Regions from separate parts of the Homo sapiens genome. Here region 1 is linked to region 2. The links are chromatin contacts, found by Hi-C or POLR2A ChIA-PET in ENCODE. All regions are on one chromosome and are shown on one strand. Each heading gives the region's core, a stretch centred on a gene start or an enhancer-like site at or near the end of the contact. The rest is flanking DNA. Distances are from core to core; before and after follow the strand shown. Region 1 holds the start of SAP30BP-AS1 (SAP30BP antisense RNA 1). Region 2 has its middle 21 kb from the start of MIR3678.

Region 1 (3,369 bases), core at 552-3,051, 260 kb after region 2:
GTTATATCTCAATAAAGCTGCTGTAAGAAAAATTTATTTTATTTATTTATTTATTTATTTTTTTTGAGACAGAGTCTCACTCTGTCGCCCAGGCTGGAGTGCAGTGGTGCGATCTCAGCTCACTGCAACCTCCCTCCTGGGGTTCAAGCAATTCTTCTGCCTCAGCCTCCCCAATAGCTGGGACTACAGGTGCACACCACCACGCCTGGCCAATTTTTGTATTTTTTTTAGTAGAGCTGGGATTTCACCATGTTGGCCAAGCTGGTCTCGGACTCCTGACCTCAAATGATCTGCCTGCCTCAGCCTCCCAAAGTGCTGGGATTACAAGCATGAACCATGGTGCTTGGTAAAAAATAATAATAATAATAATAATTTTTTAAATATTCCAAATGGAGATTTTTTTAAAAACCCATTGAGATCTACCAACTTTTGTTCTAGTAGTGACACCAGTCCTTAGCCCCACAGATTTTCACATCATTTCCCTCATTCTCATATTTTCTTCAGCTATATAAGTTAAATCCAGAAATAAGCACGTTACACTAGCAAAATCTGAATAGGTTTTTATAATTGAATGCTATGTCTGCAGTTTCCCTCTAATGAAGTTCTCTGGTGAACAGGAAATGGGCCATGTGCTTTACTTGGGTCAGAAGGAATAACTCGTTCTTTAAGCTCGTGTTCTTATTGGAAGTCCACATGGTTGTTCCCCCAGGAAGGGAGAAGAGCTGGGTAGAGTTCAGGATTTGGTAGCATTTTTTCTGTGAGTCCCCAGGAAGTCTCTAGGCTAAGGACAGGGAGGTAGCACCCACGGTTTGTGTGATTAAGCCTGCAGGACCAACCCTTTCAAACAAGTTAACTCAGATGTGACTCACTGGGGCCCCATGGACTCTAGAGCTGTTTCCCCTGATCGTCATAGGTGAAAGATAATAATTCTGGCTGTCTTCCCTTAAGTCCAGGGTTTTAATACCTGCTTCACTCTGACCTGCTAGAGAATCATTCCTGGAGGGGTGCTTTTCCTTCTTGGTCTTCACTGTTGGCTTACCCAGTGGTTGAACCAACAGCTTCCTAGAAACCGCTACCCTTTGCAGCCTCTTAGTCTAGAGGGAGAAGGTGGGAAGTTGGGAATAACTGGATAACTGGGCTTTTGAGCCAAACAGATTTGGCCTTGAATTTCAACATTGCCATTTATTGGGTGAGCTGCTTCATTGTGTTTTACCTCAGTTTACTCGTGTGCAAAATGGAAATAATAATGTCTACCTCATAGGGTTATTGTGAGACTTGAATAGTGTAGGTTAGCTTGTAGTGGGTTCTACGTTTAGGGTGTCATGTGGGGTGCTATGTGAGTGGGAGAGTATATGCTTCATCCTTCCATCCTGTTTTATTAGTCCACCTGCCCCTGTGTTCTATCTCCCATACCCTGTAATCTTTTGAGTGCTGATTAGAAGGGAACAAAATTACAGTATGACTCACCCAGGACCAGAGAAGGAAATGGCCCTTGACCATTGCTGGTTTGTGAGCCATCCACCACCCTTCTCTTGGAAGTTGTAATGTGGGCCTTGAACTATTGAGAATGCCCAAGCCTACGTAGCATTCGGCACTTCCCTGCGCTCAACACGATGGATGGTCTTCTTTAGGCTTTTCCTCAACAACACTAGGGTTGCCTTGCACAGCTGGGAGACATGGAATTTCCAGAAGCTCGTGGAGTGGCTGTGCTGGGAAGAACCTACCCCAGCCTGAGGTCTAGGGTTCTGGGGGTTCTAGGGGCCTGCTGGGTGATAACCGGATCTGAGCAGGAGTCAGAAAGGCAGGCAGGCCATGAAAGTCACTCTTCAATTGTCGCAAGGGAAGGAAATCCAAGCCTGCTTTGGCTTTGTCCTGCCACCTTCCAAGGAAGGCCTCACTACATCATAAGCTGAACACTGCTGGTAGAAGCGCTGGTAGTTGTTGGAAGTTGTGATCTCATGCAAAGGGGAACAATGACCATTATTCTCCCTCTGACCCCTCCTTGGCTCCATTGCACTGCCAGAGGGGCCTTCTTGATGGCAGTTGATCCAAGTAACCTGAAGCTGAGACTCCCAGAAGCCCCACCTCACTCCTGTGGTTCCACAGCCCACAGGGAGCCACCGCGTGTCTGGTACACCCTCCCATCAGCCGTGCAAGCCCCAACATACCTCCTTCCCTTCGGGCCAGATGCCATGGATTGCTAACTGAGGTGTGGCTGGGCCCCTCCTTCCCCATCTGGGACTCATTTCTTTGAAATTATATGATACAGAGGACTGCCTGTCCTTAGGGATCCAGCACTTCCGACCTTCGTTCTGTATTTTCATCCATGTCTCCTGAAATGCTGCTGTGTGATTTCTGGGTTCAATAGGATTTTGCTCATTTCTATTCCTAACTTTGGAGTTAGGTAAATATTTTCTGGGCTGTGCTTCAAAGATGCTTGCCTTCTTTTTGGCCCTCTAAGTAACTCAGTCCCCTTCCTACCGGTGTCGATGATGACCAGTTTGCATTTCTGTCACCCTGACTTTCAGGGACTGCGAGTATATTTGCCTGAGATGTTGATGTAACTAACTCCTCAGCTTGTCGGCCAGCCTCTCAGATGGAATGCTTTTGTAATTTGGTAGCCATGTAGAGTTGTGTGCCTTCCAGACTTGCATTCTCAACCTCACAAAGCTGTCTCTTTTGTCCTTGTCTGTCTCCAGGCTCCCCCCAACCCCCCAAATATATCAACCTAAAGCACAGAGATACTGTTCTTGTGGGAAGCCTTGAAGGGAAAAAGCCTGTCCTGGCCTCACCACCAAGAGCTTGACTCAGATCCTTGGTGTGAGGCAAACTCTGGACCTAGATACACCCGTTCCTGACACTCTGGGGATAAGACAAAAAGGGAATGGCCCTCTCTGACCATCTTCTGTAACTTTCAAGAAACCAAAAATCTTGAAGTGTCTTGAATCAAATGTAGATTGTACTTGGAATAGTCGGATAACAAAAGTCCCCCTTGGAAATAGCTCCCTGCATTTACATTGAAGTCTAGTTGGTTGTAACATGTTCCATGTAACAACATCAGGAGCCGTGCTGAGTCACGTGGGCTTTGTAAATTTAGCCAGATTTTTCAAATAGAGAAACTGTTTCCCTTCCTCCTCCCTACCTTGTCTTCAGTCTACAAGGCCAATTCTATAGCCGGCTTAATAAGTCTTGGCAAACTCCTGTTTCACCCATTCCTATAGAAACCTTCTGTGGTTGGGGCCGGGCGCAGTGGCTCACGCCTGTAATCTCAGCACTTTGGGAGGCTGAGGCAGGCAGATCACGAGGTCAGGAGATCGAGACCATCCTGGCTAACGAGGTGAAACCCCGTCTCTACTAAAAATACAAAAA
Region 2 (3,330 bases), core at 33-2,532:
CCCAATGATCTCAAAACGCTTTGTAGATTACGACCATTATTTATTTTATTCTTCTTATTTTTTTTTTGAGACAGGGTCTCCCTCTGTCACCTGCCTTACCCTCCTTAGTAGCTGGGACTACAGGTGGGCACCACCACACCACACCCTGCTAATTTTTGTATTTTTAGTAGAGACTGGGTTTCTCCATGTTGCCCAGACTGGTCTTGAACTCCTGGGCTCAAGGGATCTGCCCACCTTGGCTTCCCAAAGTGTTGAGATTACAGGTGTGAGCCACTGTGCCCAGTGCCTTAAAGCTTTATAGAAAAAATAATGGCAGGCCGGGCACAGTGGCTCACACCTGTAATCCCAGCACTTTGGGAGGCCAAGGCAGGCAGGTCACCTGAGGTCAGGAGTTCGAGACCAGCCTCGCCAATGTGGAGAAACCCCGTCTCTACTAAAAATACAAAATTAGCCGGGTGTGGTGGCACATGCCTGTAATCCCAGCTACTCGGGAGGCTGAAGCAGGAGAATCACTTGAACCCGGGATGCGGAGGTTGCGGTAAGCCGAGATGGCGCCACTGCACTCCAGCCTGGGCAACAAGAATGAAACTCTGTCTCACAAAAAAAGAAAAGAAAAGAAAAGAAAAAATAATGGTCCGGAGCGGTGGCTCACACCTGTAATCCTAGCACTTTGGGAGGCCGAAGTGGGCAGATCACAAGATCAGGAGTTCGAGATCAGCCTGATCAACATGGTAAAACCCCGTCTCTACTAAAAATACAAAAATTAGCTGGATATGGTGGCAGGCCCCTGTAATCCCTGCTACTCGGGAGGCTGAGGCAGGAGAATCACTTGAACCTGGGAGGAGGAGCTGCAGTGAGCCGAGATCGCACCACTGCACTCCAGCCTGGGCAACGCAGTGAGACTCCGTCTTAAAAAAAAAGAAAGAAAGAAAGAAAAAAAATGTCTTAGGGCCCCTTTACAGAGAAAACATGCCACTCCAGCCTGTAGCTAAGCAGGTGTACCCCTGGTGGACAAGTGACTTACCCAGGACGATCACTGCCGAGGCCAGGATTTGGGAACATTCAAATGTAACTCGGTGGTTTCACATTTTACATGAAAGCATACTTCACGGTTTTAATTAGCAAGTGGAATAACTTCTACTTGCTCATGTTGTCAGCCCTACGTGTTGCCATCAACCACAGGGTAATTAGTGAGGGAAAGGATCAAGCGGCTTCTGTTGTGACAAAGAGTGCAGCATTTGTAGGTGATCCTTACCTAGGCTGGAAAATCGGGTACTTCCCTTGGTTGCCATTAGATGTCACTCGAGACAGGCAGGCATTTCCTCAGAGGTGGTTGTAGAACTAACTAACTGTAAAGGAATGCAGTCCTTTGGCTCCAAAAATGGATTCGACCTTGCTGCCCGGACTCGCCGCACTAGAAGTGCCAGGAAACGTTGTTTGATGGAGCGTGGAGGAAATATCCTGTTGCACCATATGTAATGGAAACCCTATTTCCCTGGAACCAAAACAGAATTCACGACCCAACAAGACTGCTCTCTCCCTCCCCCGCCAACCCCTAAATCTTTGTTAACCACAAGTTTCTTTTCTTTCTTTTTTTTTTGAGACCGAGTCTCGCTCTGTCACCCAGGCTGGAGTGCAGTGGCGCGATCTTGGCTCACCGTAAGCTCCGCCTCCTGGGTTCAAGCCATTCTCCTGCCTCAGCCTCCCGAGTAGCTGGGATTACAGGCGCCCACCACCACGCCCGGCTAATTTTTTTGTATTTTTAGTAGAGACGGGGTTTCACCGTTGTAGCCAGGATGGTCTTGATCTCCTGACCTCGTGATCCGCCGGCCTTGGCCTCCCAAAGTGCTGGGATTACATGCGTGAGCCACTGCGCCCGGCCAACCACAAGTTTCAATTCTTTGTGGTTACAAAAGAACAGAAATAATGTTTTCCCATTTACTTAATAAACTCAGAAGCTGCATTTTCTCTGCCTTCTATGAAACATATCTTCCCTTTCTACTAGACTCTTTTTTGGTTTTATGGCTCAAGGGCAGAAAGTTGTGGAATTTATTCTCTTTTCACTTCTAAAACATTTTCAGACTTAGATTGCTCAGTGGCAAAGTCTGATGTCTTCCTCTCTGGTTAGGATCCTGAATGTATGGACATTTTGTCTTAGGAGCAAAAATGAAATAATGCACACAGTGTGTTTAGCTCAGAGTCTAACCCTCAGCAAGCTCTTAAATGTAAGCTACAGCTGGGCACAGTGGCTCATGCCTGTAATCCCAGCACTTTGGGAGGAGGCCGAGGTGGGCGGATCACTTGAGGGCAGGAGTTCGAGACCAGCCTGGCCAACATGATGAAACCCTGTCTCTACTAAAAATACAAAAATTAGCCATGCGTGGTGGCAGGCACCTGTAATCCCAGCTACTTGGGAGGCTGAGGCAGGAGAATTGCTTGAACCCGGAAGGTGGAGATTGCAGTGAGCCGAGATTGCACCGTTGCACTACAGCCTGGGCAACAGAGCGAGACTCAGTCTCAAATGAAAAAAAAGTAAGCTACTACTACTACTGCTATTATTATTGTATGTCTGGATCATGACAGTAAGATAATTGCCAGTTAGAACCTAGAGGAACAAGATTGGTTGCAAGGATGCAAGCCTGCCCCAAGCCCCCACCCCCAAGGCATCTGGGCACCCTGAACCAGGCTGTCACCGGGAACAACCCCCTCTCCGAGCAATCTGACCACAGGAGAAGGTGAAGTAACGTGGCATAATGAAAACCAATAGTTTTGGTGGTAACAGACACTGTTTACTGGCTGTGTTTTATATGACAATACAGCTAAGGGTTTTTTTTTTTTTTTTTTTTTTTGAGATGGAGTCTCGCTGTGTCGCCCAGGCTGGAGTGCAATGGCGCAATCTCAGCTCACTGCAAGCTCCGCCTCCCAGGTTCACGCCATTCTCCTGCCTCAGCCTCCCGAATAGCTGGGACTACAGGCACCTGCCACCACGCCCGGCTAATTTTTTGTATTTTTAGTAGAGACGGGGTTTCACCGTGTTAGCCAGGATGGTCTTCATCTCCTGAGCTCGTCATCCACCCGCCTCGGCCTCCCAAAGTGCTGGGATTTACAGGCGTGAGCCACCGTGCCCGGCCTGGGTTTTAATTGGCAACTAGAATGTCCACTCTATTAAGCCTGTCTTTAACCCTTCTTATTACAAGCAATTAAATTAGGAGGAGAACTAACTCGTACAGAATACTGACTATGTTTTCGGGCCCTGTGCTGGACACTTGGCATAATTTCTCAACTAACTTCTGCAAACCTCAGAGTCCTCATCTATAATAATGTAAGGTG

Evidence for each region. A loop is a pair of places that touch in the nucleus more often than their neighbours do. ChIA-PET counts read pairs that join two places held with the same protein, here RNA polymerase II (POLR2A). Pooled maps may share reads with other maps.
Region 1: a pooled map shows a loop between it and region 2 (2.6-fold over the local background). The contact joins the promoter of SAP30BP-AS1 here to the enhancer-like site in region 2. A Hi-C loop is called at or near these places in 6 of 50 pooled maps. POLR2A ChIA-PET finds 5 or more read pairs at or near these places in 2 of 52 experiments (T-cell and WTC11).

What each region holds. Positions count from the first base shown.
Region 1 is chr17:75,682,998-75,686,366 of GRCh38, forward strand. SAP30BP-AS1 (SAP30BP antisense RNA 1) reads right to left here and starts at 1,802. Exons shown (of 2, transcript NR_186496.1): 1 at 1,468-1,802; 2 at 546-781. All of the region lies in intron 3 of SAP30BP (SAP30 binding protein), which reads left to right.
Region 2 is chr17:75,425,194-75,428,523 of GRCh38, forward strand. No RefSeq gene overlaps it. Among named protein-coding and RNA genes, the nearest start is that of MIR3678, 21 kb to the left of the region's middle. RefSeq lists an enhancer at 1,552-1,611. Within about 2 kb of position 1,283, at least 21 of the 41 ENCODE cell types and tissues checked have a DNase peak (open chromatin) inside an H3K27ac peak, as active enhancers do.